2 separate regions of the Homo sapiens genome follow, and region 2 is linked to region 1. A link is an interaction called in ENCODE POLR2A ChIA-PET data of the cell type or tissue named here. Cell type or tissue: Caco-2. All regions are shown on one strand. Links, peaks and the distances in the headings refer to the core of each region. The heading gives the core; the rest is flanking DNA.

Region 1 (5,376 bases), core at 377-5,376:
GGCCTTGTTGGGCCTCAGTTTCCCTAGGAAACGTAGAGAGATTTGACCAGGTCAAAAGCTTCCAGCCCTGGCGGCTATCCATAAGAATCCTCAGGGTGTTTATTCAAGAGTCCCAGACCCCACCCTCGTATATTCTGATTCAGAAAGCCCAGCTTGGCAGCCCCCAGGAATCTGTTTTGTTTTATGTAAGAAGATCTCTGGGGATTCTTTACTACATAACAGGCCTATGGCCAGTGTGTGTGACTTTCAGCCAGTCTGGGGCCCCTTCTGCTCTATCTGTGATCGTATGACAGTCTTTCCTCATTTGCGGGGTGGGGAGGTTGTGACCAGAGTTGTCTCCAGTCACCCAAGGCCTATCGTTCAGAAGTCCCCAAGGATTGAGGGGACCAGCCCATAACTCAAGCAAGCAGAGGCCAGGGGCCAAGACTCTAGTGCCTCTGCTCTCCCCAGCCAGCCCTGCGCAGACCTGCAACAATTACCGCAGAATCAAAACATCTCAGCCCCCTCCACCCTGCAAACAGGGCTGGACCTGGAAATGAGGCCAGTAAAAAAAACGAACAACTTCCACGTTTCTCAGGGCTTCAACCCCAGATACCTCATCTGAATGTGTAATGGGGACTTCTGCAGGCCTACACACAACAAGCTTGGAACTAGAACCAGGTCTCCGGAGGCCCAATAGCCCCTCGGTGCTTTCTACTAAGTCTCAATGCCTGCCAACTTGAAATCACAATAAAAATATTCTTTGGCCTTAAAACTTGCCTTGAATAACTTGCAGGCAGCACAAAACTATTAGAGAAAATGGGCAAGATGTTGTAAAGTTGGACATATGTCTGTCTGTTGCCAAAAGTAAAACTACACTTGAAAGAGACAGTAAAATTAAAGTTCAATTTCTAAGATGCAATGTTAGGTCCAAAGCTATTTATGTTCTGATTAAGGTAACCTGGCCTTGGTCCACCACTTTACTAAGTCCCCTTGATTAGAGGCGACCAGTTGACAGGCCCATCCATAATTCCTATCTTTCTCCCACATGCCTCAAATCTGCCCATCCCTAGCAAACTGTTGCTTGATTAAAAATGTGACATCTGGCCAGGTGTGGTGACTCACCCATGTAATCCCAGCACTTTGGGAGGCCGAGGCGGGCGGATCATTTGAGACCAGGAGTTTGAGACCAGCCTGGCCAACATGGCAAAACCCCGTCTCTACTAAAAATACAAAGATTGGCCAGGTGTGGTGGTGCATGCCTGTAATCCCAGCTACTCGGGAGGCTGAGGCAGGAGAATCGCTTGAACCCGGGAGGCGGAGGTTGCAGTGAGCCAAGATTGAGCCATTGCACACCAGCCTGGCGACAGAACAAGACTCCGTCTCAAAAAAAAAAAATCAGACATTAGAGACAGGAAGGTTGCTTGAGTTTGAGGATATAGTGAGCTACCACAGTGCCACTGCACTCCATAGTGAGAGTCTGTCTCCAGAAAAAAAAGAGAGACATCAGTGGGCAAATTGTTCATTTAAAATATTTTTTAGGAGGTACAATAGTGTGGTAGTTAGGGGCACGAACTCTGAAGTCAGATGTGGGCTGAAACTACAGCCTTAGCACTAACCAGCCGTGTGACCTTTTGAACATCACATAGCCTCTCTGTGCCTCAGTGTCTTATCCATAAAATACAGATACTGAAACTTTCCAGTTGTGATGATTGAGCAGGATAGTGTGCAGGAAGATTGTGCCATGGTATCCAGTAGCCACTTATTTATACATATTTATACCCTGCCTCATTCCATCATCATTACCTTTACTATGATCATCCTCCTCATCACTTTTATGGTTAACAAACCTCCAGCATTTATCATCAAACTCAGAAACCCTGGGAGAACCACTCGCTGCCTCTCAGGTCAGCAGGGTTAACGAAGGTATCTGGCTGGAGCAGAGGATTCTGGGAGTGCCACCTGGGAGAAGGACAATCTTTACAGTTAATACTAAGGATCAGGTGGCTGCCTTGGTGCGTCCTTGAAACAGCAGCAGTTGACACACTCAAGCATGGTCTGGACAAGAGGACCCTCAGAGAGGAGGTCAGGAGGATGGCAGGGTCCAGGTTCCAGGAGCAAGCCAAGGCCTGGCCCATGTAAGGAGAATGAAGCGAGTTCTGCCCTGGTTCTTGCTCTCCCTCCTGTCCCCTTATGCTTTGTCTCCTCTTCTGGGTCCCCACCATGTTCCCGCAGAGGCCCAGTGGAGCAGGCTGAAGGCAGCCTTTTGACTCTGACAGGAGGGATGTCTCCTAACCCATTCGGGCTGAGATCTCAAGGCCTTTAGGTGTTCCCTTTCTGGGGAAATGTGCACAGTGCCCTCTATCTGGTTGACTTTCTGCCTCCTTCTTAGAAGGACCCTCGTGATTCCACTGGGCCCACCCAGATAATCCAGAACAATCTCCCACCTCAAGATCCTTAATCACGGCCGGGTGCAGTGGCTCACACCTGTAATCCCAGCACTTTGGGAGGCCGAGGCAGGTGGATCACTTGAGGTCAGGAGTTCGAGACCAGCCTGGCCAACATGGTGAAACTCTGTCTCTACTAAAAATACAAAGATTAGCTGGGCGTCGTGGCGCGTGCCTGTAATCCCAGCTACTTGGGAGGCTGAGGCAGGAGAATTGTGGAGGTTGCAGTGAGCTGAGATTGTAGCACTGCACTCCAACCTGGGTGACAGAGTGAGACTTCACCTCAAAAAAAAAAAAAAAATCCTTAATCACACCTACAAAGTCCAAGTAACAGATTCACAGGTTCTAGGAATTAGGACGTGGATGTCTTTGGGGGGCCATTATTCAGCCTACCACAGAGAGGCACTGCTTAACCCAAAATAATATATGTGTAATGGTGGCATTTCAGACAATTGTATCAGGGGGTTTCCTTGTGTCTTGTATTTGTATTATACAAGGCTGGGCCTCCAGGCAGGCTCCAGCACACACAGCTGCCGCCGATCCTCTCTCACCTCTGCTCTCTTGCTTCATCTCAAGTCAACCTTCCGCAGCTGATGACATTCTTCTGGCATGGGAGCAGCGCCAGCTGAGGGGCTGCCAGCACCTCCTATCAGCCCTGACCCTTCCACTCTGGGGGGAGGGAACACACTCTCAGGTCACTGTTGGCCTCCAAGGATCAACTGAGGTAAGGAGCCACTTCCCTCTTCTGGGACCCTCCTGCCCTCTCAGCCCTTTCCTTCCACTCTCCATCCCCCATGCTGCCCAGGCTGCCTAGGCTGCCTCTAGCTGCTCTGTCCTCCTGTCTTATCTGGAGATTAAAGAATTCCTTTGTTGACCTCTGCAGGGAACACTCTTTGCCTTTTAAGAGAGAACTTATGGGACAAGGCAATGCTTATTTAAGGATAATGGCTCATAAATGATGGGGTTTTAGGTACAGTGCAAGCTGTCAAAGGGAAGGCGTGACCTTCTCAGCTCTCTTCAAATGACCATCCATTCTGTGTCTATGCAGGACTCACCCCGAGAGGAACGTGGGGCTTTAGGAAGCTCAGGGAAGGATCTTTCCAAATGAGGGTTTGGGGAGGCTTCCAGAGTCCTTCCCTCAGTATAGGACCTCCTGGGGCGCTCCTCTGCTCACCCTCAGATCCCAAGGGCCAGGTCTTTAATCCTAGTGATGCTGGGGTCAGAAAAGTGCAGAGACAATCAGGACTCTCCCAGAAACACACATATTCTGTCACACACACACACTTTGACCTCGGGGGAGTGAAACTCTTCCACCCTATCAGGAGGACGTTGATGGTATGTGTGTCTTCACAATGGGGACAAAGGTGATCCTGGGCAGGGCAAAAACTGACTGCCCAGCCCTACCCACCTCCTCAGCCCCACGTTGGGCCGTCTGAGGAGAGAAGACGCTGCCCTGAGTTCCAGGTGCTATAGCCCAGGTGATGAGCCAAAACTTCTACCAGAGAACCCTTCATTTCCTAATTCTGTCACCCCACAAACCTTTACTGCACGTCATGCCAGCTGGTGCTAGGCCTGCTGGGCCCAGGAGTGGGGGAAGGTGGGATGAAGGATAGGAAATGGCCCCTGCCCTGGAGGGAGGGGGTTCCCAGGGTGAGGCTGCCAGGTGGGTTTGCGTGGCAGCTGGCTGAGAGCAGGTCAGTGCCTGTGCTGGCAGTGACACAGTGAAGGCGGAGGGACGGGCAGGCTTTGGCCCACAAGGGCCTCTGGCTCTTGCACGCAGCCAAGTCCCTCTGTGGAGTCAGGTCCTGGCCAGGCACCCTGCTGGCTCCACACTCAGCCCAGTGGTGGGGCACCCACCACTACCCCAGCCTCCTACTCTCCTGGTGGGTGGCCCTCCCTCCTGCCCATTCTCCTCCTGAACCTGTCCTTATAAGGCCACCCGCTCAGGAGACGTGCGTTCTGTGTCCTCTGGGCAGCTGCCCACACAACGTCATCTGCTGTTTTACTGCTCGAGATTTTTAACTTATGATTTTATTTTTTTGTCGTTAAGAAAATGTTTCCAGGTTGAGCAGAGACATTAACTGGGTGCCAGATGAGGGCAGAAGGATGAATGCCAGGGTGCTTGGGAGCCAGGGACCCAGGACTGACAGCCCCAGGGTGTGACTTAGCCACATATCCCAAATACTCCAGCAGCTGAACGATTCTAAGAACTCCAGCAGGCCCTGTGCGGGCCATTTCCCCTTAAGTGACACCCACTGAAGTTGGGGGAGGTGACCCTCCCCCAGCTGTGGGCCATCTTCTTGTGTTGTTAGAGTGCCCTGTGGTCCTCTGTCTAGGGGGTGAGCGCATGGTGCCCACACAAGGCCAGTCCAACACCGGGCTGGAGCGCTGGAATCTTGAGTATACACGTTCTGGGGCAGCCTCAGTGGGACTGTGTGCAGCTCCCGATGCTGTGGACTGTCCATTTCCAGCCAGGTGTGCTGGCCTTCCCAGGGAGCACTGAGCTACCCAAAGTCCTTCCAGTAAGATCCTGTTCTCCTGAACTTAGCCAAAGGTTTCCCTGGCTGACAACCAAAGCACCCTGCTGAGTGCAAGAGAACATAAGTAAAGGCAGTGGCAGTCAAGTGGGGCAGAGAGTGTGTGCTGTCTCCCTGTGAACTTACAGGAAGTTATGTTAAGCTGGATGAGGGAACCCTGGGCTGAGGCTGCCACCAGGAGGGACGCTATCTCCATCAGGGAGCTCACCTTGTGGTCCTAACTGCTGCAGGAGCTGGCTGCCTCCTTCGCTCTACTGTGAGGCCCTGGGGGCAGGGGCTGAACCTGGCTTGTCTCTCTGCCCCTGCGCCTGGCACAGCTTCTGGTTAGAGGATGTGCACAGAGTGTTTGCTGAAAGAAGAATAAGAAAAAGAGTGGGGGGAGAGGGGGGCCCAGGAGAGTCACCTGAGGAGTG
Region 2 (5,376 bases), core at 377-5,376, 75 kb after region 1:
TTTTTTTAAGATAGGGTCTCTGTTACCCAGGCTGAAGTGCAATAGTGTGATCATGGCTTACTGCAGTCTCAACCTCCCAGGCTCAAGCAGTCCTCCCACCTCAGCCTCCCAAGTAGCTGGGACTACAGGTACATTCCACCATGCCTGGCTAATTTTTTAATTTGTTGTAGAGACAAGTTCTAACTATGTTGCTCAGGTTGGTCTTGAACTCCTAGACTCAAGCCGTCCTCCTGCCTTGGCCTCCCAAAGGCATGCCTGGCCTTCTTTTTGTTTTTTATGGTGGCATAGTTCTCAGCTATGTGAATATATCATAATTAACCCAACAGATGTCTTATTGATGGGCATTTGGGTTGTTTCCAATCTTTTGCTATTTCAAATAATAGTAAGATTAGGAAGATAACAGGCACATGGTTATTCAGAATAGTATAGTAAAACTACTTGGAGTAGTTTTAATGTACCTTATTCCTGTCAGTAATGTTGAAGATCTTTTCATATATTTAAGAACTATTTGCATTTCTTTTTTCTGGGTGGTAGTATATCTTTTGCCCATGTTCCTATCAACATTTTGGTCTTTTTCTTCTCAGTTTTTTGAGTACTTATATTTCATAATAGAGAAATTAGTCCTCTCTGAGATAACTTGCAAATTCAGTTTGTCATTTGTTTTTTGATTTAACTTATGGCATTTCTTTTTGTCTTTTTTTTTTTTTTTAATTTATTTTGCCTAGGCATGGTAGCTCATGCATCTAATCCTAGCACTTTGGGAGGATGAGGCGGGTGGATCACTTAAGGTTAGGAGTTCGAGACCAGCCTGGCAAACATGGCAAAACCCTGTCTCTACTAAAAATACAAAAAATTAGCCAGGCATGGTAGTGCACGCTTGTAGTCCCAGCTACTCGGGAGGCTGAGGCACAAGAATCTCTTGAGCCTGGGAGGTGGAGGTTGCAGTGAGCTGAGATCACGCCACTGCACTCCAGCCTGGGTGACAGGGCAAGACCCTATCTCAAAAAAAAAAAAAAAAGTTTGAATAGTCTCATTTCATAGTTAGAAGGGCATTTTCTACTCCCAGGATGTAAAGAAGTTCACCCATGTTTTATTTTAATATTTATATGATTATTTATTTATTATTTTTACTTGATATATGGAAAATTTTGAACATAAAGAAAAGTTGAGAGGTTAGAATGAATTCTCTGGTATCTCTTATTCAGTATCAATAGCTGTCAATTCATGGACACTGACCCTGATGTTCATTTTTGCTCTTGGTTTTATCTTGTAGCCCCTAAGATTTCTGCTGGTACCAGTTGTATAAAATGGGAGGAACAAACTTCAGAACAAATATTCAGACTTTACCGTGCCATTGGAAATATAGTAAGTTGGGAAGTCAGGTTGCAGTTCTACCTAGTTGGTTTTCTATGTGTGTAATTTGCTTTCTAAATATTTTTATTTAGGAATAATCCCAAATAAAAATATCCCAAATAAAAGGTTGATCTTAGGAACAAAACCTAGAAAACCTGAAATTTATTCTTAAAAATTCTTTAAGCTGTTTAAAGTGTTTATAGAGACCTTAGAATTCACAAAGCACTTTTAAATATATGTATATTGCAGTTTCACATAACCAAGTTTTACTATCCTACTTCATAGGTGAGGGGAAAGAAATGAGATGACTAACAGGAATGTCCAGTCACTAAATAATGAACTTAAATCTTCTCACTCCTAATCCTGTGCTTCTTCCAGTATGTCTTTCTGCCTTTAGCCAATTTTTTACAATCAAATTGTTAAATCATTGATTTCTACATATGGTACACCAAGTGTAGTAATATAACAGTTTGTTAAAATGTCTGAGTTAAATTCTCAGTTCATTGATAAATTTGTGGGGTTTTTTCCTTTCATTTCAATAGCTACTTGTGTTATTTGAACACTGAGCTTACCGTATGTGTGTTTGTGTGTGTGTGTTGTTTTATTTTTTGAGACGGGGTCTAGCTCTGTCACCCAGGCCTGGAGTACAGTGGAGAAACCTTGGCTCACTGCAACCTCTGCCTCCCAGGCTCAAGTGAGCCTCCTGTGACAGCCCCTGAGTAGCTGCAACCACAGGCACACACCACCACACCTGGCTAATTTTTGTATTTTTTTGTAGAGACGAGGTTTTGCCATGTTGCCCAGGCTGGTCTTGAACTGCTGAGCTCAAGTGATCCGCTCTTCTCAGCCTCCCAAAGTGCTGGGATTACAGGCACGAGCCACTGTGCCTGGCCAAGTGTGTGGTTTTTAATGGACCATCTCTGTTATTAATGTTGGGTAAAATGGGGAACCACCATTGGATATCTATAGCATGCTAAATTCTTCAGTAAGGAGGATCACAGACTCATGTTATAGTTATTATCATCCCACTTTAAAGTTGAAGAAATTGAGGCTTAAAGTAGATAATGAATTGTTATTAAGTGTTACTCGATGTCGTGTTGCTAGTTAATGAAAGTCAGAGTCAGGTTTTGAACGAGATCTATCTTACTTCAAATCCTATTATTTTCCTGCTGCCACAGAATGGCATCAGGAAACAAGGACCATAGGGCCAGACAGTGCTGGGTTCCATCTTGACTCTGCTACTTCCTAACGTCGTAGACTCAGGAAAGTTATTTAACCTCCGAGCTTTAGTTTGTTCCTTGGAATATCAGGGCTGGTATAATATATTTACAGCATCTTGTACAGTATCTGGCACAGAATAGGTACTCATTAAATGATAGCTGCTATTATTCATTCATTCATTAAACAAAATATTTATTGAAGGCCTATTATGTGTCAAGCAGTGTACTAGGTACTATAGAAACAGGTGTTGTGGGAGGACAGACAACAAGTAAGCAAAAAAAAAAAAAAAAAATCAGGCCAGGCATGGTGGCTCACACGTGTAATCCCAGCACTTTGGGAGGCTGAGGCAGATGCATCACCTGAGGTCAGGAGTTTGAGACCAGCCTGGCCAACATAGTGAAACCCTGTCTCTACTAAAAACACACAAAAAAATTAGCTGGGCGTGGTGGCATGCGCCTGTAATCCCAGCTACTAGAAAGGCTGAGGCAAGAAAATTGCTTGAACCTAGGAGACAGAGGTTGCAGTGAGCCAAGATCACACCACTGCACTCCAGCCTGGGCGACAGAGCAAGACTCTGTCTCAAAAGAAAAAAAAAAAAAAAGACCGGGCATGGTGGCTCACGCCTGTTATCTCAGCACTTTGGGAGGCCGAGGCGGGCGGATCACCTGAGGTCAGGAGTTCGAGACCAGCCTGACCAACATGGAGAAACCCCGTCTCTACTAAAAATACAAAAAAATTAGCCAGACCTAGTGGCGCATGCCTGTAATCCTAGCTACTTGGGAGGCTGAGGCAGGAGAATTGCTTGAACCCAGGAGGTGGAGGTTATGATGAGCCGAGATTGCACATTGCACACCAGCCTGGGCAACAAGAGCGAAACTCCATCTCAAAAAAAAAAAAAAAAAAATCAAATAGTGTGATAAATTCCTTGATGAAAATAAAAATAGGATCATGTGATAGAATAACTGGAGGTTATTTTAGATCGGTGATGGGGAAAGCCTCTTTCTGACACTTAAGCTGAAATCTGAAAGACAATAAGGAGCCAGCCATGCCTAGAACAGAGAAGAGCATTCCAGGCAGAGGAACAGCTAGTACAAAACCCAAGGTGGGCTAACCCAAAGAATCACAAGAAAAGGAAACTCCAGACTGATATCCCTGAATATAGATGCACAAGTCCTCCACAGAGTTAGCAAACTGAATCCAGCAACATATAAAAAAGGATTATACATGATGACTAAGTGGGATTGTTTTTTGGGTTTTGTTTTTTGTTTTTTGTTTTTTTTTTTTGAGATGGTGTCTCGCCCTGTCGCCTAGGCTGGAGCGCAACTGTGCAGTTTCAGCTCACTGCAACCTCCGCCTTCTGGGCTCTAGCAATTCTACCTCAGCCTCCTGAGTAGCTGGGATTACAGGCATGCAGCACCATGCTCAGCTCATTTTTTTGTATTTTTAGTAGAGATGGGGTTTCACCATGTTGGCCAGGCTGATCTCAAACTCCTGAACTTGAGTGATCCGCCCACCTCAGCCTCCCAACATGCTGGCATTACAGGTGTGAGCCATCACACCCTGCCCCAAGTGGGATTTATCCCAGGAATGCAAGGTTGGTTCAACATATGAAAATCAGTCAATGTAACATATCATATTAGTAGAATAAAGGACAAAAGCTACATCACTGTCTCAATAGATGCAGAAAAAGCATTTGACAAAATCCAACACATGTAAAAAAACCTCAATAAACTAGAAATAGAAGAGCATTTCCTCAACTTGATAAAGGACATCTATGAAGACCCTGTAACTAACATCATACTTAATGAAAGAAGCCAAGTGCAGTGGTGGACACTTGTAGTCCCAGGTATTTTGGAGGCTGAGCGGGAGGATTGCTTGAGGCCAGGAGTTCGAGACCAGCCTGGACAATATAGCCAGACTTTGTCTCTTAAAAAAAAAAGAAGAAGAAAGAAAGAAAATAAAAGAAAGACAAAGCCTTTCCCTTAAGATCACAAAGAAGATAAAGATGTCTGCGCTCTCAAAGTTAAATGTCTTCTATTCAACTTTGTTCTGTTGGGGCAGTTAGACAAGAAAAAAGAAACAAAAGGCAACCAAACAAAAGTTTGGAAAGGAAGAAGTAAAGCTGTCTCTATTTGTGGATGATATGATCTAGCATATAGAAAATCATGAAGAAGTTCCAAAAAAAACTATTAGAGCTAATAAACAGTAAAGAAGACCCAAGTAAATGGAAAGACCCCAGTATTCATTGATTGGATAAACTTAGTATTGTTAAGATGTCTCTACTCCCCAAGTTGATGTACAGATTCAACACAATTCCTAAAAAAAAAATCCCAATTGGCTTCTTTGTACAAATTGACAAGCTGCTCCTAAAATGTATACAGAATTGCAAGGGGCCCAGAATAGCCAAAACTAACAAAATTGGAGGACTCATAGTTTTCAGTTTCAAAACTTGCTGTAAAACTACAGTAACCAAGATAGTGTGGTACTGGCTATAGCTCATTAGAATCGAATTAAGGGTCTAGAAATAAGCCAGGCATGATGGCTTATGCCTGTAGTCCCAGCACTTTGGGAGGCTGAGGCAGGTGGATCACTTGAGGTCAGGAGTTTGAGACCAGCCTGGCCAACATGGTGAAACCTCATCTCTACTAAAAATATTTACAAAAATTAGCCAGATATGGTGGTGCACGCTTGTAGTCCCAGCTACTCAGGAGGCTAAGGCACGAGAATCACTTGAACCTGGGAGGTGGAGGTTGCAGTGACCTGAGATCACACCACTGCACTCCAGCCTGGGTGACAGAGTGA

The links. ChIA-PET counts read pairs that join two places held together with the same protein. Peaks named below come from ENCODE experiments on the same cell type or tissue, not always from the same donor. Only the 100,000 strongest peaks of a DNase experiment are listed, where the experiment ranks them.
Region 2: POLR2A ChIA-PET joins it to region 1 with 5 read pairs; 5 of 35 experiments call an interaction of 5 or more read pairs at or near these places.

What each region holds. Positions count from the first base shown.
Region 1 is chr15:65,087,289-65,092,664 of GRCh38, reverse strand. No RefSeq gene overlaps it. Among named protein-coding and RNA genes, the nearest start is that of KBTBD13, 13 kb to the right of the region's middle. RefSeq lists an enhancer at 4,962-5,376. In Caco-2, for the core only: no CTCF peak of the experiment used is centred there; DNase peaks (open chromatin) are centred at 3,134, 3,764, 4,067 and 4,619; H3K4me3 peaks cover 457 bases.
Region 2 is chr15:65,012,425-65,017,800 of GRCh38, reverse strand. It overlaps MTFMT (mitochondrial methionyl-tRNA formyltransferase), which reads left to right. Exons shown (of 9, transcript NM_139242.4): 6 at 1,274-1,365. Among named protein-coding and RNA genes, the nearest start is that of MTFMT, 15 kb to the left of the region's middle. In Caco-2, for the core only: no CTCF peak of the experiment used is centred there; no DNase peak of the experiment used is centred there.